Linked DNA regions of Homo sapiens: all the other regions are linked to region 4. The links are chromatin contacts, found by Hi-C or POLR2A ChIA-PET in ENCODE. All regions are on one chromosome and are shown on one strand. Each heading gives the region's core, a stretch centred on a gene start or an enhancer-like site at or near the end of the contact. The rest is flanking DNA. Distances are from core to core; before and after follow the strand shown. Region 1 has its middle 23 kb from the start of FAM78A. Region 2 holds the start of GPR107 (G protein-coupled receptor 107). Region 3 overlaps GPR107 (G protein-coupled receptor 107). Region 4 holds the start of EXOSC2 (exosome component 2).

Region 1 (5,371 bases), core at 2,225-4,724, 560 kb before region 4:
ATAGCAGGGTTTCAGAAGCTCAGGAGAGCAAAGCCTTCATGCAGAGGCGCAGTGAGACGGGAGATGGGGAGACGCAGCTGAATCTGTGGGTAACAGTTTCGAGAGGGAAATGTACAAGGAGGGAGTTGTGAGTAAAGTGGATTCCAAGTGGCATTTAGTCACAGAGTGGAAGCCCTCCAGCCTCTCCAGCTGACAGCAGGTGAAATTTAGAAGTCCAGACTGGGAGAAGAGGCACAGACAGTAGATTCTGCCCAGCTGTCACGGGTTCCTCTCCAGGATCTGGGCCTGGGAGAGCCGGCTGTCTGGGCCAGGCCAGGCTCACCTGCCTGAGACATCCAGGGTCTGGGAGAAGCAGCTGCACAGCGACCCCATAACATCTCCACCTCCCACTTTCAAAGTCACTTCTCAGGAGAGCCTCTTCTGCTCTGGGGCTGTTTTAAATGGGACAGAGACTTGCTGTAGTCTGGGCCATGAGGCCAAACAGGAAAGCCCCTCTTGGAGCCCAAAAGAAGACAGTTTCATCAGGAAACAAAAAAGCTGATGGCCTGGCGGGGTGCGGTGGCTCACGCCTGTAATCCCAGAACTTTGGGAGGCCAAGGTGGGTGGATCACGAGGTCAGGAGTTCAAGACCAGCCTGACCGACATGGTGAAACCCTGTCTCTACTAAAAATACAAAAATTAGCCAGGCATGGTGGCGGGTGCCTATAATCCTAACTACTCAGGAGGCTGAGGCAGGAGAATCGCTTGAACCCAGGAGGCAGACGTTGGAGTGAGCCGAGACTGTACCACTACACTCCAGAGCCTGGGTGACAGAGTGAGGCTCCATCTAAAAAAAAAAAAAAAAAAGTGTGATGGCCTGTGGCGCTTGCAGGCCCTCGGAGGTTTCTAACAGCCCAGGTGATCTTCTGTCGCCTCTGGCTTGGTGGTTCTCTTGGTCATCCTCTATCCTGCTTGGGCGCCCCCACAGAAATGGCTTCCCACCTGGTTGGGGTCTGGGCATAGGATGAAAGCAAATATTTTACTGTGTGACAGTCCAAAAATTGCCCATCAGGATCACAGGGCACAACCAGCCACTCCGGTGCTGTCCAGGCCCCTTCCTGCCACTGCTGACCCTTCAAGTATGCTCTTCCCCTTCAATCAGTGAGGACGCTGCCCCACAGAAGGGACCAAGGGGCTTGCCAAAGGTCACTTTTCTGGGAAGATGCAGAGCTAGGCTGGTTTCAAACACCCGGCCTTTGACCCCGTGCTTTGTCTCAGCTCCTTCTATGACACCCCAGCCTTCTGGTACCCCAGTTCTACCAGACTGCCCTCAGCTGTCCTGTTGCTAAGGTTCCTCGGCATGACGCTGAGTCCGAGTCCTTAGCAGCCCTGTTGACCCTGGACGATGGAAACTTTTTTTTTTTGAGACGGAGTTTCACTCTTGTCCCCTAGGCTGGAGTGGAATGGTGCAATCTCAGCTCACTGCAACTTCTGCCTCCCGGGTTCAAGCAATTCTGCCTCAGCCTCCTGACTAGCTGGGATTACAGGCGCTCCACGCCACGCCCGGCTAATTTTTATATTTTTAGTAGAGATGGGGTTTCACCACGTTGGCCAGGCTGGTCTCGAACTCCTGACCTCAGTGATCTGCCCGCCTCGGCCTCCCAAAGTGCTGGGATTACAGGCTTGAGCCACTGCGCCCGGCCGATGGAAACTACTAAATGCAAGCGAACACGTCGGAGTGAATGAACTCCATCTCTGTGCCTGTGTGCAGGGAGGTGAACCCGAAATCAACATGGGAACTGGCGAAGGCCAGCCCAGCTCCCTTCAGGCCCAGACGGCACGACTTGGAATGCAGAGGCAGGATTAGTTCCTGTATCAGCCTGAGCCCTGGTTCTTATTTCATGTTCCCTTTTCAATCAGACAGAAGAAGGGTGGGTGTTTACGGCGGGCCAGACACAGCTGGGAGCCCTGCACTATTCCTGGCTGCCACTTGCCTTGCTGAGTGAGGCCAGGCTTGTCGCTCAACCTCACATGCCTGAGTTTCCTAATCGTCAGGCCAGAGACACGCACACTTACCCTGTCCTCCCCGGTCCGGGGCCCAGCAAAGGCATAGCAGTTGTGCTCCGTGTTAAACATGCAAATGGAGCCCCCAGAATAATCACACTGAGCACCAGGGCTTAGCTCAGAGACCAGGGACTCTTCTCTCTAAATACGGCTCAATTCTTCTGCAACATCTAGACCACAGGGGCCTGGCTTAGTGATGTGGGATTCTCAGCATCCATGACAAATGCAGACTGAATGCTGGTCAGACAGTCACACAAACGTATTAAAATGCTTTACCTCAGCTTTATTGGGATACAGTTCACATACCACACAACTCACCTATTTAAAGTACGGTTCTGGCTGGGTGTGGTGGCTCCTGCCTGTAATCCCAGCACTTTGGGAGGCCAAGGCGGGCAGATCACCTGAAGTCAGGAGTTCAAGACCAGCCTGGTCAACATGGCGAACTCCTGTCTCTACTGAAAAAAATACAAAAATTAGCAGGGCATGGTGGCACACGCCTGTAATCCCAGTTACTCAGGAGGCTGAGGCAGGTGAATCACTTGAACCTGAGAGGTAGAGGTTACAGTGAGATTGCACCACTGCACTCCAGCCTGGGTGACAAAGACTCCATTTAAAAAAAAAAAAAAAAGTGTACGGTTCTGGCCGGTGCAGTGGCTCCTGCCTGTAATCCCAGCACTCTGGGAGACCGAAGTGGGAGGATCTTGGGCTCAGGAGTTTGAGACCAGCCTGGGCAACATAGTGAGACCCCATCTCTACAAAAAAACTTAAAAATTAGCCAGGCATAGGCCAGACTCAGTGGCTCATGCCTGTAATCCCAGCACTCTGGGAGGCTGAGGCAGGTGGATCACAAGGTCAGGAGTTCAAGACCAGCTTGGCCAAGAGGGAGAAACCCTGTCTCTACTAAAAATACAAAAATTAGCTGAGTGTGATGGCGGGCGCCTGTAACCCCAGCTACTCGGGAGGCTGAGTCAGAGAATTGCTTGAACCCGGGAGGCAGAGGTTGCAGTGAGCCGAGATTGTGCCACTGCACTCCAGCCTGGGTGACAGAGTGAGACTCCATCTCAAAAAGCTAACAACAACAACAAAAATTAGCTGGGCGCGGTGGCACATTCTCGTCATCCCAGCTACTCAGGAGAATGAGGTGGGAGGTCGAGGCTGCAGCGAGCCCTGATCGTGCCACCGCACTCCAGCTGGGCGACAGTGAGTCCCTGTCTCACAAAATAAAAGCAAATAGAAAGTGTACGGTTCTATGGTTTTAGTATATTCACAGATACGTACAATCACCTTGGCCCAGTTGGGCTCTAGAATAAAGTAACCATAGACCGGATGCCTCGTCAACCACAGAAACCAATCCTTCACAGTTCTGGAGGCTGGAAGTCCAAGATGAAGGCGCCCACAGTTTCTGCGTGGTGAGGGCCACCTCCTGGTTCACAGAAGCGCCTCCTCGCTGTGCGGTCATGTGACGGAGGCCGGAAGGCAGGTCCCACAGCCTCTGGGGAAGGAGAGCCCAGAGTAGCTGAGGAACTGGGGTGCCCACACCAGCCTGCTGGGGGCTTCAAATGTTCTTTTAGGAGTGACAAGGGAATCGACCTGCCCAGCTCTGCAGCCCTGGGGGCCACAGAGGACCGGGGCACAGCCGGCGCCTCTGCTCAGGGCTCCGGCCTCCATCTCTGGGAGCGAGCACCCGTGGATGCCTCACTCCACCCAGGGTCACTGTCGCGCAGCAGCAGCTTTCCAGAAGGCAGCCGGCCATTGACGAGTGACCAGGCGGAGACGGTGAAGGCCAGAAGTTCCTCCAGAGGCCGCGTGCCAGCCCCTCGCCTGTGAGGGGGGCCTGGGTCTCCGGGCTCCCCAGGACGGTGCTTCCTCTTGCAGCTGGGCCTGGAGGCCGGAGAGGGTCATGTGAGCCCTCCTGGGCGGGCGGTGCCTCTACGGCTGTGACCTTGAGCAAGTCCCCCTCCTCTCAGGTCTCGGTTTCCTAGGACATGGAGTGGGGACGGAGGTGGTTCCTCACCTCACGAGATTGCGGAGGCACGTGAAGCCGATGGTCCTGAGCTTCTGGACAAGTGCCCAGCCCAGAGTAAGCGCTTAGCAAATCCGAGTGATTCGGCGGCACCACTGAGCCTCGGTTTCCTCATCTGCAAGACAGGGTTACGCTTTCCTCACAGGGAGGAGGGTTCCGGGGGGTCATCAGGCAAGGCCCTCAGCACAGAACCGCCAATAGCTAACACCTATTATTGACCTTGTTGTAACAGGATGATAAAATGGTTTTCTTGACTGGGCGCCACGGCTCATGCCTGTAATCCCACCACTTTGGGAGGCCAAGGCAGGAGGATTACTTGAGCCCAGGAGTGGAGACCAGCCTGGGCAACATAGTAAGACCCTGATCTCTACAAAAAATAGAAAAAATTAGCCCAGCGTGATGGGGCATGCCTGTAATCCCAGCTCCTCCGGAGGCTGAGTCAGGAGGATTGCTTGAGCCCAGGAGTTCAAGGCTGCAGTGAGCTGTGATTGCACCACTGCACTCCAGCCTGGGTCACACAGCGAGACCCGATCCCTGCCCCACCCCCCACCGCCCAAAAAGCTTTTATTTGCTGCCCCAATTTTAGCTGAGACTTTGAGAGGACAAAACAATACAAGGGGTGAGGTCCCCCACCCCACAGGCCATCTTGCTGGACATGCTTTGAGGCTGTGCAGCGCCGTGGCCGGCATCTGTCCCGGGCCCACTTGGTATAAATGAGGCAGATAGATGAGGTGGGTGGAAGAAAGGCCCCTGGCCGAGCTGCTCATGTGGACCACGTGTCCCTTGGAGGGTGGGCTGCCTCCTTCCTGGTTGCAGCCTGACCGAGGTGGGCAGCCAGTGCCTAAGGTTTGATCCGTGTTAACCGCAATCACTGTCATTGGACTCATCATCAAAAGCATAGGTGCGGCCGGGTGCGGTGGCTCACGCCTATAATCCCAGCACTTTGAAAGGCCGCGGCGGGTGGATCACCTGAAGTGAGGAGTTCGAGACCAGCCTGGCCAACATGGTGAAACCCCATCTCTACTAAAAATACAAAAATTAGCCAGGGTGGTGGCAGGCTCCTGTAATCTCAGCTACTCAGGAGGCTGAAGTAGGAGAATTGCTGGAACCCGGGAGGCGGAGGTTGCAGTGAGCCGAGATTTCGCCATTGCACTCCAGCCCAGGCAAAAACAGCGAGACTCTGTCCCAAAAAAAAGGCATAGGTACATGTGGCTCCTGGAGTCAGAACTGTGGCTGGCCGCCTGCCTCCTTGGCAGGCAGTCACCTTCCCGGAGCTGCAGAACTTTTTCATCCTACAAATCTGAA
Region 2 (5,332 bases), core at 1,508-4,007, 640 kb after region 4:
TGAGCCACTGCGCCCAGCCAAATTTGTGAACTTTCTTAAAACATTATGAGATTTTTTTGCAATTTTTTAAAGCTTATCAGCTATGGTTACTGTTAGTCTATTTTAGGTGTGACCCAAAACAACTTTTCATCTTCCAATGTGGCCCTGGGAAGCCAAAAGATTGGACACCCCTGACTTCGGATGTTTATTTTATTTTATTTATTTATTTATTTTGAGACGGAGTCTTGCTCTGTCGCCCAGGCTGGAGTACAGGGGCTCAATCTTGGCTCACTGCAACTTCCTACTCCTGGGTCCAAGCGATTCTCCTGCCTCAGCCCCGAGTAGCTGGGATTACAGGTACCTGCCACCACGCCTGGCTAATTTTTGTATTTTTAGTAGAGATGTGATTTCACAATGTTGGCCAGGCTGGTCTCAAACTCCTGACCTCAAGTGATCCACCCACCTCAGCCTCTGAAAGTGCTGGGATTACAGGCGTGAGCCACCGTGCCCGGCCAAGTTTTGTCTACATTTCTACATGCACTTTTCTGGAGAGAGGTTCTATAGCTCTCAACAGATTCTCAAAGAGTCAAAATTCACTTGCCCCACCCCCACCCCTGTGATTGAACCATTTTAATCAGGATAATTTTTACCTACAAACAACAAAAGTTGTTACCAAAAAGTAAGGTTGTATGGATCCAGTCAGGCTTGCATTTATTTATTTATTTATTTATTTATTTGAGACAGAGTATAGTTCTTTCGCCCCGACTGGAGTGCAGTGGCACAATGATCTCTGCTCACTGCAATCTCAGCCTCCCGGGTTCAAGCAATTATCCTGTCTCAGCCTCCCAAGTAGCTGGGACTACAGGCATGTGCCACCATGCCCGTCTAATATTTGTATTTTTAGTAGAGAGGGGTTTTGCCATGTTGGCCAGGCTGGTCTCGAACTCCTGACCTCAGGTGATCCGCCCACCTCGGCCTCCCAAAGTGCTAGGATTATAGGTGTGAGCCACCGTGCCCAGTCAAGCCAGGCTTTTAATTTCATTCTGTATTCTTTAAATTCTACATTAACAAAATACAATGCTTCATAGTTTGCTAAAACAATGTGTTTTTACAAGACAAACTTTCTACAGTTCCACTTCTTTTTTTTTTTTTTTTTGAGACGGAGTCTCGCGCTGTTGCCCAGGCTGGAGTGCAGTGGCGGGATCTTGGCTCACTGCAAGCTCCGCCTCCCGGGTTCACGCCATTCTCCTGCCTCAGTCTCCCGAGTAGCTGGGACTACAAGCGCCTCCCAGGTTCACGCCATTCTCCTGCCTTAGCCTCCCGAGTAGCTGGGACTGCAGGCGCCTGCCACCACGCCTGGCTAATTTTTTTTTTATTTTTAGTAGAGATAGGGTTTCACCGTGCTAGCCAGGATGGTCTCGATCTCCTCACCTCGTGATCTGCCTGCCTCGGCCTCCCAAAGTGCTAGGATTACAGGCGTGAGCCACCGCGCCCCGCCTACAGTTCCACTTCTTAGAAGACTGTATGGTATGAAAATAATGTACAAGAGTTTGGGTCATAACAATTTACTTTTCTATGTCTCTAATTTTGTTTATATGTTTTGAGAAAGGGTCTTGCTCTGTTCCTCAGGCTGGAATGCAATGAGTAATCACGGCTCACTGCAGTCTCAACCTCCTAGGCTCAAGTGATCCTCCAGCCTCAGCCTCCCCAGAAGCTGCAGGCGTTTGCCACCACACCTGGTTAATTTTTAATTTTTTGTAGAGACAGGTTTGGGGAGGGGGTCCTTAGCACGTTGACTAGGCTGGTCTCGAACTCCTGGGCTCAAACAATCCTCCTGCATAGGCCTCCCAGTGTTGGGATTACAGGCATGAGCCACAGCACCTGGACAATTTCCCAGATATAGTAAACTGCTGAACCACCTTAGGGTGCGTTTCAGCCTTAGAGGTCTTTTCTCTGCTAGTTACAAAGCAAGATCCAGAGTATCATTCTAGGTTTATCAAAAATCTCTCTTCCCTAGACAATGGCTGGATAGAGGAAGAAAAAGCAGGCCCTTTGATTAGAGACACACCTTAATGCTGGCTTTACATTCTCAGTCACGTGTTTTAAGCAAGATTTGAAATTCCTTCTCTAGAGTCTCGCTCCAGAGAGCGCCCTAAACCGAAATGGGAAACTGAGGCTAAGGTTCCAAGTACCTTCAAACCGCCGGTACAGTACAAGGGCACAGAAGAGCGGAGACCGCGGACAAGGAAAGCCAGCATAAAAGCTGGAGGGGAGAAAGAAGAAAGGCGATCGGGCTGCCCTGAGTGAGGAATTCAGGGAAGCCAGCAGGGATTTAAGAGCAGCCTCCCGAGTCCGTGGGGGCAACGCCACAGTTCAGCCCCTTCCCCTCCCTCAGCTCGAGTCTTCCCGCCCCGTGCCGGTCAGCCCGAAGACCCCAGCGCCGCCCAGACCCGCCTTCCCCACAGACCCCGCCACCTGTCAGTGAAAGGCCGCAGCCAGGGGCAAAGAGGTGGTCCAGTGGCTCAGAGGTCCCCAATGGGCCAAAGTTGCCCTAAAACCCGGGGAGTGGCCTCGGCCTCCGCCCCCCGGCCCGGCCTTGCCAAGCTTTACCTTGAGTGCCAGGTGATGGACGCGGCCCAGGCCAGGCTCGGCCAGCAACTGCAGCAAACCCAGCATTGGGAGCAGCCGGAGGCCCGCGGCCAGCCTAGGACCGCGGGAGGCGGGGGAGCCGACGGGCGCCAGAGCGGCCATGTTTGTTCCAGCATCACCAGCCGCTTCCTCTCCCGCCCACGTCCGGGGTGAAAGGGCGCAGCCGCCGGAAGGGCCCGGGGAGCGGGGCTCGGCGGCTAGCTCCGCTGACCCTGTGGTCGTTTTCCTGGAGATTGCGACCTAGGAAGTCGTCGAGGAGCCTGTGCTGCCCACCTCGGGGCCCTTCGATCGGCCGCTCCTGTGCAGACTTTCAGTTAGAGATGAAGCCAACCTATTGGCGGTTGCCATAACAACGGTGGCCGAACCAGACCAGCCCGGGCCGCACCTCCGCCTCGCTGAGCTTTGGAAGCGACCTTGGGCTCCGGGGACCCCTGATCTCAGGGTCGGGGGATAAGCTGTGTCAGCCGCACGGTGTCGGGCCACTGATTGAACTGATTTCACTGAGCGTTGACTCGGAGGAAAATATCTAAAAATTCCCGGCTCGCCGTAGGGGTCCTGTGGTTTTCTAGGCGCTTCACACTCAAATACAAGCGAAATGGTTGCAATAATACGATTGATTGAGCCCTTATGAGGCAATTTGTTAGGCCTTTTGTTGTATTTAATTTTTGGAACAATTTGATGAGCTAGGAGGTACGTATTATCATTATTCCTACTTTACAGGTAAGCAAACTGAGGCTCTGAGAAATAAGTCATTTGCTCCAGGTTGAGCTGGGAATCACACGGAAGCTCTTAACTCCTGTGTTCTGTTGCCTCATGCTATTTCATCCAACCCCAAGTCTGGGTCTTAACATTTTTCTCTTAATTCTGTATGGAAACTTTCTTTGCTTCTTTCAGAAATTATAGGAACTTCTTTTTTTTGAGACGGAGTCTAGCTCTTGTCACCCAGGCTGGAGTGCAATGGCACGATCTCAGCTCACTGCAACCTCCGCCTTCTGGGTTCAAGCGATTCTCCTGCCTCAGCCTCTGGAGTAACTAGAATTACAGGCCTGCGCCACCACGCCCGGCTAATTTTTGTATTTTTAGTAGACACGGGGTTTCTCCCATGTTGGCCAGGCTGGTCTCGAACTCCTGACCTCAAGTTATCCTCCCGCCTCGGCCTCCCAAAGTGCTGGGATTACAGGCGTGAGTCACTGCGCCCAACCTGCTTTGGAGTACTTTTTATCTTTTAAAGTTAAGTGGCATCTTTGAAAATCTCTGGTTTTAAATTTGAATATAATACTGTACTAAAAACGAAATGAGGCCTGGCAGGGTGGTGATTCGCGCCTGAATCCCAGCACTTTGGAACGCCGAGGCGGGCGGATCACTTGAAAGTCAGTTGTTCGGGACCAGCCTGGGCAACATGGCAAAACCTCGTCTCTACTAAAAATACAAAAATTAGCGGGGCATCACGGCCGCGCGCCTGTAGTCCCAGCTACTGGGGAGGCTGAGGCAGGAGAAGCACTTGAACCTGGGAGGCAGAGGTTTCAGTAAGCCAAGATCATGCCACTGCACTCCAGCCTGGGTGACAGAGTGAGACTCTGTCTCAATAAAAAAAAAATCAGGTAAGAATCTTAATCCCATTTTATAATACAATAGTGATGAAACATTAAAATAGTTTTAAATAGGAGACTTTTGTCTTAGTTTCTGGACAACAGTTTTATAAGGGCTTAAAACTGGGTTCATAGCATTCCTTGCTTCTCTATACTTGGGTATTATCATGTGACCTACATAGGGTCATACCAGTGCTGTCTGTCCAGGGGTTTAAGAGGATATCTTCTTCTTTCACATATTTGAAAGCTGTATTGTGCCAGTCATTATTTTGGAATTGAGAGGAATAAGAATGAGGGAAAACTGACTACAAAGACATTGTTGAGCATTTTCTCTACAGTTACTTCTTAAATTCTAGAAAACTGCTGCCTTGACAATTACATTTAGCCATGTGATTTCATAGTTTCAAGAAAAGATTATTTGCATAATCATGATGCTGTAACTGGAAACAAACAGGCTGAGTAACAGAACAAGTTATGCCTGCTTCTCCTGGCAACATTTTCAAAGGGACATTACACTTTAAGGTATTGACTGAAAAAGCCTGCAGGGGCTGGAAAGACTGATCTCCTAAGCTTGGCTTTTAGCCTTACTCTCTTAGTCAAGTACATTTTATTTTTCTATTTTCTCTCCTTTTTTTTTTGAGACAGAGACACTGTTGCCCAGGACTGAGTGCAGTGGTGTGACATCTGTTCACTGTAGTCTCCACCTCCCAGGTTCAAGGGATTCTCATGCCTCAGCCTCCCTAGCTGGGACCACAGGTGTGCGCCAGTATGCTCAGCTAATTTTTGTATTTTTGCTAGAGATGGGGTTTCACCATGTTGGCCAGGCTGGTCTTGAACTCCTGGCCTCAAGTGATCTGCTCACCTCGGCTTACCAAATTGCTGGATTACAGGCGTAAGCCACCCTGCCTGGACTATTTTCTCTAACTTTTCAGGATCAGCTTAAGGTTGCTACTAGAATGTGTAGTGTTGAATCTAGTGCTATTATTATTAAATAATTATTTGATATCGGTTTGGACATTTTCAGAACTCTTTTAAGTAATTAATGTGTTAATAGTCTCCAGTTTAAGAAAGTATAATTGCCATTTGTTTTTCTTATCAAAAGACTTGATAGGCCT
Region 3 (5,546 bases), core at 204-2,703, 570 kb after region 4:
ACCCAAAGAACCCCGTGTTATGCGGACGGACCAAGCCAAAGGCTCCCAGCAGGGGAATGATAAACACACCGCGTCTTAGGTTATTTCCTGATGCTGCTGGTTGCCAGCCTGACATGTGTGCCTCTTCAACCAACAGACACTTGCTCAGATCCTGCCACTTCTGGGAAAGGCACAGCTGATGGGCCTCCTGCACTCCTCTCCACTGTTTAGAAGGAGGTGTTTCTTCCTCTGCATGGGGAGATGCTGTTTGGCGCCCGCTGGCAGGACCTGCCTTCCTTTACTGTTGCCGTGGAGCTGAGCAGAGAGAGCTGTCCCATGCTGCCTGACCCGCTGACAGCCAAGCAGAGCTTAGCATGGGCCGAGTCTCAGCCTCTGAATTGGGAAGAATTCAAAGGCTGCCAGGGCTGGGGGCAGAACACTTGATACCAGTGAACCAAGAAGGGAAAACTCTGCCTTAGGCTAATCATCAAACACAGCATTGACCTGGCTTATCAAATTTCAGTTAACAAGCAAATATGCTTAATCACTACTCATTTTTCTAGACAATGATGGCCCTTTCCCAGAAAATAGGACCCTAGAGTCATTCACTGTGTGACTCAGAAAAGCCCCTATTAGTGCTCAGATATAGGTCAAAGTCATTGTGCTGTGAAAAGCCACGCAGTTATCTGACGATAGAGGATGTCTGAGGATCATTAGCAGACTTAGAGATGACTCAGAAGATTCCATTTTCAGACGTAAGCGCCTGATGGCGGGCCTGACAGAAAGTCGGCCCCCTGTTCTCCCTCGTGAACTGGCCACGTATATTCCTAAGTTCTTGCCACTGAGTTCTTGAAAGCAGGCTCCAATGATGCTTAGTGGAACGGCAAGTTCCATCTTCCCTGACAAGACCCAGCTAGGTTTGGCAGATACTGTACTTCAAACCAGATCAGACAGCCTGGGGCTCCAGTGTCCGCTTCCTTCTGCTAAAAATAGAGGAACCACCCCTGCAGCCACGAAATGCTGAGAGCAGCCGACCCGATTCACACTGTGCTGCTTTGTGTTAGGCAAAGGGGTCAGGGCTAAGGAAGAGGGAAGAAAGATTTCTTACACGGACTCCATTTCCAAGTCTTCTTCTTCCTGAGAAAGTTGTAGGTAGGGGTTATCTGAAGCCGGACGGAATTTATACCCCGTTAGAACAAAGAAGACCAGTGTGGCCGTTTCATCCAGGAGCTGCAAGTTTAAAAACCACCCCAAAATAAAGAGATTAGCAACACTGTTCTTCAGAAAGCAGTGGAATTCAACAAACTGACATATTTCCCCACAACCCACCACTCGATGGTTCTTTACTCAGATGCCACTTCCTGCTACAGGGCATTTTCCTTAGACTTGCCGAGGCCTAAACGAGGAGTGTCCTGCCCAGGGCTGACATTTCCGAGGCTGTGCTCTGCTGTGCTTTCACCAGTCTTCATGGGTAGCTTTTAAGAGCTCACCACATACCCACTTCCTCCCACAGTGCCTACAGCACCCAGTGAGTTATTCAAGAAAAAAGTCATTTGGTGGCTTCCTCTAGTAGTTAAGCTAGTTCTAGTTTGTCGCAAAGATACTTATTATCGAAATAATAAAATGGGCAAAGAAGAAGGGCAGCCTGAATTCTAACTACTCAGCCCTGTAACTAAAGGAAAGGACCACATCTCATCTAAGTTCTAATGATTCAGGGCAAATCTTTCTCTACCTGAAGCTTTTCTCTTGACTTTTAAGACTGAAAACTAAAATCAAGAATGCAATTATTTTCAGATTCCTCATAGAATCCAGCAGCATTTCTGGACAAACAGATCATCTCAATTATAGGCCAGAAGAGATGGAAGGAGGCCAAGTGTGGTGGCTCACACCTGTAATCCCAGAACACTGGGAGGCCAAGGTGGGCGGATCACTTGAGATCAGGTGTTTGAGACCAGCCTGGCCAACACTGCAAAGCCCCATCTCTACTAAAAAAACAAAAATTAACTGGGCATGGTGGTGCATCCCTATAATCCCAGCTACTCAGGAGGCTGAGGCAGGAGAATCGCTTGAACCCGGGAGGTGGAGGTTGCAGTGAGCTGAGATTGCGCCACTGCACTCCAGCCTGGGTGACAGAGTGAGACCCTGTCTCAAAAACTAAAAAAAAAATTTTTAGTTAAAAAAAAGAAGAGATGGAAGGTCTTAGTGGTCATTCCCAGATAAATTAGTAACAACTGTTAAGTTACACTTCAAGACTTTATCCTCAGGCATAAATTCTCTGGCATTCTGCCCTGTGAGCAGCGTACCTGGTAGAGCCACTTCCACTGGAATGGAACAGCGAGTTTGAGGAGAAATGCAATGATCCTAGTGAAGTATATGTAACACACAATCTGCATGAGGAGGAAAGAAACAGGAAATCAGATCAACATTAAAATTAGGACACCACTTTAACAATTTGCTTTCACAAATGAACTAGGAAACAGAAAACAGAATCACTCAAAGAAAAGTATGTGACACTTACAGTGTGAATTAATACGTGCAGCGGAGAGACATGGCTACTCTGCTAGTTACACTTGAATTTCTTCTCTCTCTCCAGGTGACCAAGATATTGCTAACAGCCACACCCACCGGGAGCACAAGACACTTTAGTCAGGTTGTTCTTAACCCTTCCTCACCCTATCCACAGACATAAGCCCTTGATTTCAATCTCCAAAGATTTTATTTCTTATGCTCAGGCTTTGAGGAATATTTACCAGTAGTAATAGCAAAATAAAGCCACACAGGGAAATTACTGACTTCTGTCCTCTTCTCTGGCAGATGCTGCAAGCATTCGAGGTCCACACTCACAGAAGTACAAATACTACCAAGTTCTCTAGCAAGACAGGATGCCTTCATTTCTCCTTGCAGTGACAAAGACTCAATGTGCTGGCCACTAGAGCATGGCCTGTGCAAGGGGACTAAGCTCAGCTGGCCTGCTGGTCAAGGACCACTCATTATCACTGCATGCAACAAGAGAGGTTCTGTGATGACCTGTGCCTATTTGGTGGATGACATAAAATCCATGGGAAAGAAAAAATAAAACAAAGAAAGAAAAAAAAAATCAACCCCAAGTGGAGTGTCTGCTCTTGCATCTCTCTCTACCACTGAAGTCTGATGTTTGCTTGAGCAAAGGAACTGTCTGAAGTGACAATGCCAAACGAACAGATGAAAGACTTGGAAACAGGGCCGGGCGCGATGGCTCACGCCTATAATCCCAGCACTTTGGGAGGCCGAGGTGGGTGGATCACCTGAGGTCAGGAGTTCGAGACCAGCCTGACCAACACGGAGAAAACCCGTCTCTACTAAAAATACAAAATTAGCCAGGCGTGGCATGGTGGCGCATGACTGTAATCCCAGCTACTCGGGAGGCTGAGGCAAGAGAATCGCTTGAACCCAAGAGGCGGAGGTTGCAGTGAGCCGAGATCACGCCATTGCACTCCAGCCTGGGAGACAAGAGCGAAACTCCGTCTCAAAAAAAAAAAAAAAAAAAAGACTTGGAAACGTTCTTTCAAGACTCAGGAAGCAAACTAACTCTGGGAGGCCTATACCTTATATATTCCAAGAAATTATGATCCTAATAATTTCTAGCAAGCTCTGTCTTTTGGTGCTAGCTGATAGAACTTTTCATGTCCATCAGAGTCCTGTTTTAGGTTTTAAAAAAACTGTCTTAACTTTTCTGTTCTTAAGGAAAATTTATTACCACAACATGTAACTAGTTTTCTGCAGGGAAATTTGAAAGAAGAGAGAGGTAGATACTCCAATTTTTTTTTTTTTTTTGAGACAGAGTCTCGCTCTGTCGCCCAGGCTGGAGTGCAGTGGCACTCTATCTCGGCTTACTGCAACCTCAGCCTCCTGGGTTCAAGCGATTCTCCTGCCTCAGCCTGCCAAGTAGCTGGGACTACAAGCACACGCCACCATGCCCAGCTAATTTTTTTATTTTTTATTTTTAGTAGAGATGGGGTTTCACCATGTTGGACAGGATGGTCTCGATCTCCTGACCTCGTGATCTGCCCGCCTCGGTCTCCCAAAGTGCTGGGATTATAGGCATGAGCCACCGCACCCAGCTGATACTCCAATAATTTTTTAAATGAATAAAACAAAAATGGCTGCAGAAGAACATGACAGTGTGATCCCATTTTTCTAAATGAGTAAAAATAGTGGCCGGGATCGCACTACTGCACTCCAGCCTGGGCGACAGAGCGAGACTCCGTCTCAAAAAAAAAAAAAAAAAAAAAAGGAACTCAGATATTTAATTTCCCATTTTGAAAGACACAGCTAGATTTTATAAAATGAAAGCCAGGCATGGTGGCCTACACCTGCAGTCCCAGCTACTCAGGTGACTGAGGCGGGAGGATCTTTTGAGCTCTGAACCCAGGAGTTGGAGTCCATCTTAAGGTAGCATAGAGAGACCCAGTCTTAAAAAAAAAAAAAAAGCAAAAAAGCAAGCCACACTGGCCAGGCGCAGTGACTCACGCTGTAATCCCCGCACTCTGGGAGGCCGAGGCGGGTGGATCACCTGAGGTCAGGAGTTTGAGACTAGCCTGGCCAACTTTGCGAAACCCTGTCTCTACTAAAAATACAAAAATTAGCTGGGTGTAATGGCAGGTGCCTGTAATCCCAGCTACTCGGAAAGCTTGAACCCGGGAAGTGGAGATTGCAGTGAGCGAAGATCGTGCCACTGCACTCCAGCCTGGGTGACAGAGCTAGACGTCGTCTCCAGAAAAAAAAAAAAAAAAAAAAAAAGCAAGCCACACTGCTCAGCTCCAGGTGGCACATCTTGTGCTTTCACCAATCCTTTGGAAGTTCATTTGCTCTACTCCTTGAATTGATTTTATTTATAGATTGAGGATTTTTTTTTTTTTTACTTACCAAGACGTAATAATGTCTGAAAAGTTTCAGCTTTGCTAAGTTAATAGCAGCTAGAGAGAAGAAAGAACAAAATGAAGAGCTCGTTAACTTCTCATTTTTAAAAGTAAGCCTCATTCAGATACCTTCTCAGTCAAGAGGCCACCTCTAATGCAGATGAGGACCACTCAGAGGCACATCCATCTATCTGGAATCAAGTCCGCTGGGCGGTCTCTCCTCCAATCACCAGGAAAAAATGTGGGAGCAGCACAGCCCCAGTGAGCCCCATGAGCTGGAGTTGGCTTGCACAGGCGATTCCCGCCCCAGGGTCAGCAGCTGTAACCTGGCTATGGTGGGAGTATACTGACATCACAGGAATTGGCAGATGCTACAAATCAGGAATTTTTTCCCCCCAGAGAGCCAGCATTAAACATTTCAGCTCTGCACAGAGCTGTGACCTCCACTGGGACTAGTCTCAGGTTGGTCCCAGAGAACCACCTGGGGGGGTCTCCCACTAGCTGAGGGTGTAAATTCAATAAACCCACAGATGCATTTTGCAAATTTCACTGAAGTTATCATTAAGTGACTTGTAATAAGCCCTTTCAGTACAACCTCCCTGGCTGGATCCTACCTTCATGCATGCTCAAGGTCAGCTGAGCCAGGACAGCTACCTTCCTGACACTGCC
Region 4 (5,107 bases), core at 1-2,500:
TCTTAAGATTTCCTAGGGGCCAGGCATGGTGGCTCATGCCTGTAATCCCAGCACTTTGGGAGGCCGAGGCGGGCAGATCACACTTGAGGTCAGGGGATCGAGACCAGCCTGGCCAACACAGTGAAACCCTGTCTCTACTAAAAAAAAAAAAAACCAAAAATTAGCTAGGCATGGTGGCGTGCACCTGTAATCCCAGCTACTCAGGAGGCTGAGGCAGGAGAATCACTTGAACCCAGGAGGCAGAGGTTGCAGTGAGCCGAGATCGCACGACTGATCTAAGACAGACTCCGTCTCAAAAAAGAAAAAAAAATTTCCTGGTATCCACTAACCTTAAACTAACAGGTTAAAGGGCAATGCTATGAATGCTGTGCCCCTTGTACATATACAAGTAAAAAAATAATAATAATAAAGGTTGAAACACTAGTGTTATCTATGATGATATAATGGCTGGTTTTACTTCTTTTCTTACATAATTGTCTCATTTAATCCTCATTACCGTATCATACTGTTATTATCACTATCTTACAGATGAGGAAACTGACCGTGGAGAGGCAATGCCGCTAATAAGATGTGATGGTAGCAGGACCGGAACCCCAACTGTCTGACTCAAGAGCCTTCCCTCTTAACCACAATACACTGCACTACACCCCTTAGATTCAAAATGTGTATAAATGGGTGCATGCAGCACAATGTAACTGTTTGCCCTAAGATCGAACAATTACGGATTCTAAACTGAAGAGGAGGCAGCCAAGAACGCCCACCGTCCCCTCAGAGAGCTGAAAACTGGAAAAGAGCCTGCACCTAACCCTCCCCAGCTTTCCAGGTCTCCCACAAGGAAGGATCAAAGATTTGGACTTCAGGCAGAAGACCCAAAAGTCACAGCCACCGGAGGTCAGGAGTGGAGGGTTTCAGGGAGCTGAGACAAATGCAGACGGGGACACACAAGATGCAGGGAGCAAGAAGCACGAGGCTCGGAAGCGAGGTGTGTAGGATGCTCAGACGAAGTGCCCTGGGTCCCGCGGGGAGTTACACACACAGGGATACGAGGCCTGGACCACGTGCAGAGAGCCCTGAAGCCGCTCTCTGAAGCCTCGACTCCCCCAAGTCCCCACGTACCGCATGAATCCTGTGTCCGTAGTGATTGTATCCCCCGGCACCACTAGATGTTTCTTAGTGTCGCGGCCCAGTCTCTCGCTAAGAGGCTTGCGAGCCACTGGAAGCCTCATCTCCATCGCCATCTTGGCGCCAATGAGTTGCGCAGGCGCAGCTCAGTCGGGAGCTGCGATATCCGACTCCACAACTCCAGGCCGCGTTCGGAGGGGCGGGGAAGGGCGGGGACTCAGAGCAGCTGCCAATGAGAACTCACGGCCTAGAGGCCATGTTTACAATTGGCAACAATAAGGCGAACCCGAAGGGAAGGGAGCCGAGCTGCCATGTCTACTATTGGCAAGGAAGCACCCGTGGAATAATAAAATCTCACGTTGTGTGGCGTGTGACTTTTTACCAAAACTGTCTTGTACTCATCATCCCATTTATTGTTTACCAGGGTTAGAGATAATTGAGAAACGGACCTCTGAGTTTCTGTCCAATTCTAAGCTGCTGAAATCCGATATTTTGTAAGAGAGAGCTCAGGAGGATGGAGAGATGGGATCTACAGAAAACACTATTTGAACAGAAAGAAGAGCCCCTTTCCACACGGTTCCCAGTAGCGCCAGGATTCTACATTGCGGCCGCCCCGTGGGTGCTGGCTCAACATCATCATCTATAACCCCAAACCGGGCTCCAGATACTTCTCACTTGGTTCTGTCCTTTCATAAGGACTCCTTTGAACAAGCTAATTTACTCCAATATTTCTTTTGGAAACAAGTTAAAAATCGTCTAAGAAAACAGGTCAAACCTTGCAAGCCAGGTATATTTGGTAGGGAAGGGAAGAGCACACACAATGCGAAGATCTTGGCTTGCATTTAGTTACACAGCGAGTTGAGCGCTCTCTGTGTGCCAGGCGCTGTTCTAAGGACTCAGCGGGGAACAGACGGATGTCTCTGTGGGTTTTTCTGCGGCTCCGTTTTAATAGGAGGGTACCCCTCGCCCCTTCTCCCCGTCCCCCACTACCCTCTCCCTCTCCTTGCCCTGCATTCACAAGAAACTAATTGGGGATGGTAACTCCCCATGCACAGGGACTCTAAAGACGATTAAATGAAATCATTGGCATCAGCTGTGGTCAGTAAAGCCGGTAAACCAAGTCCGCCTCCTGAAGAAAGATCCATCGAGCCAATTGTTTTATAAATCTCCAAAGCGACAGCATTTCTTCCACTTAAGCAAGTCTCACGACCACACTTAAGAAAGCCAGCCCTGCCAGGCAGTCGATGACATGAATGCTAGTGCCCCGAGGCCCTGGGTAAGCGGGCTGCCAGACCCTCGCCCTCTGCCGTGCCTGGAGGAAGGCACTAGAGCCCAGCCCCTCGGTCCAGTCCTGCCGCGGCCATAAGAGGGCGATGGTGTCCTCTGAGCTCGCGTAGCCCGGCAGCCGGGGAGCCAGGCCCAGCGAGCGGCCCTAGGCGGAGCGAGAGTGTAGGCCTGACACCATCCAAGTTCTTCCCGGGAGGGAGAGACGTCGCCTTTACCCCGCGCATTCTCACAGCGTTCACAAGGTTGGCATTGTGGATACCAGTTTATGGAGGAGGAAATCGAGGCCCCAAAAGGAATGGAATTCACATTAGCAGATGGCTGCAAAGCCGATGTGTGTTCCAACTGCACGCGATTTACCCCAGAGCCTGCACCCTTTACCAGAAATAGCCCGAGTGCTTCGGCTGGTCCTTTGCTGAGTGCTTTACAAATACTATGTTATGTATTCCTCACTTTCAGCCCATCTTCGAGATAGGCATTGCTATCCCTGATGATCACTTGGGGCCACCGAGCCCCCCAAACAGACCCGTAACTGGGACTAGAATCCAAAACGACAGGGACTCCCCCTCTCCCATCCCCAGTGCTCCTCTTTCTGCATCATCACACGCACCTTTTTTTATTTTTATTTTTTTCGAGACAGAGTCTTTGTCACCCAGGCTGGAGTACAATGACACGATTATGGCTTACTGCAGCCTCGTCCTCCTGGGCTCAGGTAATCCTACCACCTCAGCCTCTTGAATAGCTTGGACTACAGGCACATGCCACCAGGCTCGGCTAATTTTTTGTATTTGTCTTGTGAAGACAGGGTTTCACCGTGTTGCCCAACCTGATCTCGAACTCCTAAACTCAAGTGATCCGCCCACCTTGGCCTCCCAAAGTGCTGGGATTACAGGCATGAGCCACCAAGCCCGGCCACACTTACCCCTTTACGACCAGTAGACAAGTGGGTACCCGGAGACGAAGCAGCACATCCCAGGGGGCTTGTAAAAAGTATAGATTCCTTAGGCATTGAGGCTGTAAACCCCGAATATCTGAGACAGGTCTCAGTTAATTTAGAAAGTTTATTTCACCAAGATTGAGGATGTGCCTGTGGCACAAGCTCAGGAGGTCCTGACAACCTGTGCCCAAGGTGGTCGGAGCGCAGTTTGGTTTTATACATTTTGGGGAGACATGAGGCATCAATCAACATATGTGAGATGAATATTGGTTCGGTCTGGAAAGGCTGGACAACTCGAAGCTGGGAAGGGGCTTCCTGGTGATAGGTAGATAAGAAACAAATGGTTGAGGCCAGGCGCGGTGGCTCACGCCTGTAATCCCAGCACTTTGGGAGGCCGAGGTGGGCGGATCACGAGGTCAGGAGATCGAGACTACCCTGGCTAACACGGTGAAACCCCGTCTCTACTAAAAATACAAAAAAAAAAAAAAAAAAAAAATTAGCCGGGTATGGTGGCTGGTGCCTGTAGTCCCAGTTACTCGGGAGGCTGAGGCAGGAGAATGGCTTCAACCCGGGACGCGGAGTTTGCAGTGAGCCGAGATCGCACCGCTGTACTCCAGCCTGGGCGACAGAGTGAGACTCCGTCTCAAAAAAAAAAAAAAAAAAAAAGAAAGAAAAAAGAAACAAATGGTTGCATTTTTTGTATTTTTAGTTTCTGATTAGCGTCTCCAAAGGAGGCAATCAGGTATGCATTTATCTCAGTGAGCAGAGGGGTGACTTTGAATAGAACGGGAGGCAGGTTTGCCCTAAGCAGTTCCCAGCTTGACTTACTTTTCCCTTTAGCTTAGTGATTTTGGGGCCCCAAGATTTATTTGCCTTTCACAAGGCTCTGCAAAGGTAAGGTCCAGAAGTCTGTGCGTGTTTTAACTCCCTATGTAATTTCAATGGCGGAAAAGGTCTAAGATTCACTGATGCCACACATCTGTGCATCTCCGCAGCCACTGCCCCAGGCTGATCAACGGCATCTCTTACCAGGGAGATAACCTCCTAGCTTGTCTTCCTAATTCTACTTTTGTCCTTCCTATCATCCAATCTCCGCACAGCAGCCAGAGAGAGCTTTAAAAACAGATTAAATCACTTCTCTGCTTCCAGCACTTCTTGACTCCTGCCTGTCTCTGACCTCACGCTCGTCCTAACCCACTGCGTTACTCACTATGCTGCAGCCGGACTGTTAACGGTGGAGGGTGCCCAGCTTCTCGGCGTCTTGGACAAAACATACAGACAAAACAAGGAAAGAATAAAGCAACAAAAGCAGAGATTTATTGAAAACGAAAGTACACTCTACAGGGCAAGAACAGCTCAAGCAAAGAAACTCAACAGGCTCCTTACAGAAGTTTCTGGGGTTTAAATACCCTCTAAAGGTTTCCCATTGGTTATTTGGTGTACGCCCTGTGTAAATGAAGGAGTGGCCCGTGATCAGTCTGATTGGTTGTGGAAAGTGGCCAATCAGAGGCTGAAGTTAAAAGTTACACCCTACGCCAATGTCTGATTGGCTGTGGAAAGTTATCAATCAGAGGCTGAAGTGAAGTTACAAAGTTATACTCCCATGCAAATGAAGACTTGGCCACCTACCAGCCTGACTGGTAGTGGGAAGGGAGCAATCAGAGGTACTTTCAGTTTTTCATCTGCACACAGAAAAGCTGGGATTGCAAAGGGAGTAGCCTCTGGTCCTTTGGTTACTTGGACGTGGAAAGTTGGGGTTTTCCT

What was found. A loop is a pair of places that touch in the nucleus more often than their neighbours do. ChIA-PET counts read pairs that join two places held with the same protein, here RNA polymerase II (POLR2A). Pooled maps may share reads with other maps.
Region 1: a pooled map shows a loop between it and region 4 (7-fold over the local background). The contact joins the enhancer-like site here to the promoter of EXOSC2 in region 4. A Hi-C loop is called at or near these places in 4 of 50 pooled maps. POLR2A ChIA-PET finds 5 or more read pairs at or near these places in 2 of 52 experiments (GM12878 and activated naive CD4-positive, alpha-beta T cell).
Region 2: a loop to region 4 is called in a pooled map, with 6 times the contacts of the local background. The contact joins the promoter of GPR107 here to the promoter of EXOSC2 in region 4. A Hi-C loop is called at or near these places in 4 of 50 pooled maps. POLR2A ChIA-PET finds 5 or more read pairs at or near these places in 2 of 52 experiments (MCF 10A and activated B cell).
Region 3: a map with no recorded cell type shows a loop between it and region 4 (6-fold over the local background). The contact joins the enhancer-like site here to the promoter of EXOSC2 in region 4. A Hi-C loop is called at or near these places in 2 of 168 maps with a recorded cell type or tissue (ovary and posterior cingulate gyrus), 2 of 37 single-sample maps with no recorded cell type and 8 of 50 pooled maps. POLR2A ChIA-PET finds 5 or more read pairs at or near these places in 1 of 52 experiments (RWPE1).

What each region holds. Positions count from the first base shown.
Region 1 is chr9:131,250,859-131,256,229 of GRCh38, reverse strand. No RefSeq gene overlaps it. Among named protein-coding and RNA genes, the nearest start is that of FAM78A, 23 kb to the left of the region's middle. RefSeq lists enhancers at 141-290, 1,847-2,348, 3,544-3,593 and a silencer at 3,300-3,616. Within about 2 kb of position 3,474, at least 19 of the 41 ENCODE cell types and tissues checked have a DNase peak (open chromatin) inside an H3K27ac peak, as active enhancers do; they include GM12878, where a contact is called at or near this core.
Region 2 is chr9:130,051,331-130,056,662 of GRCh38, reverse strand. GPR107 (G protein-coupled receptor 107) reads right to left here and starts at 2,757. Exons shown (of 18, transcript NM_020960.5): 1 at 2,590-2,757. The coding sequence starts at 2,730. It also overlaps a transcript of FNBP1 not described here. RefSeq lists a silencer at 2,460-2,769.
Region 3 is chr9:130,124,303-130,129,848 of GRCh38, reverse strand. GPR107 (G protein-coupled receptor 107) reads right to left here. Exons shown (of 18, transcript NM_020960.5): 15 at 4,885-4,934; 16 at 2,283-2,366; 17 at 1,088-1,209. Among named protein-coding and RNA genes, the nearest start is that of GPRACR, 17 kb to the left of the region's middle. RefSeq lists an enhancer at 672-891. Within about 2 kb of position 1,453, at least 28 of the 41 ENCODE cell types and tissues checked have a DNase peak (open chromatin) inside an H3K27ac peak, as active enhancers do; they include ovary, where a contact is called at or near this core.
Region 4 is chr9:130,689,923-130,695,029 of GRCh38, reverse strand. EXOSC2 (exosome component 2) reads right to left here and starts at 1,250. Exons shown (of 9, transcript NM_014285.7): 1 at 1,117-1,250. The coding sequence starts at 1,238. RefSeq lists an enhancer at 998-1,187.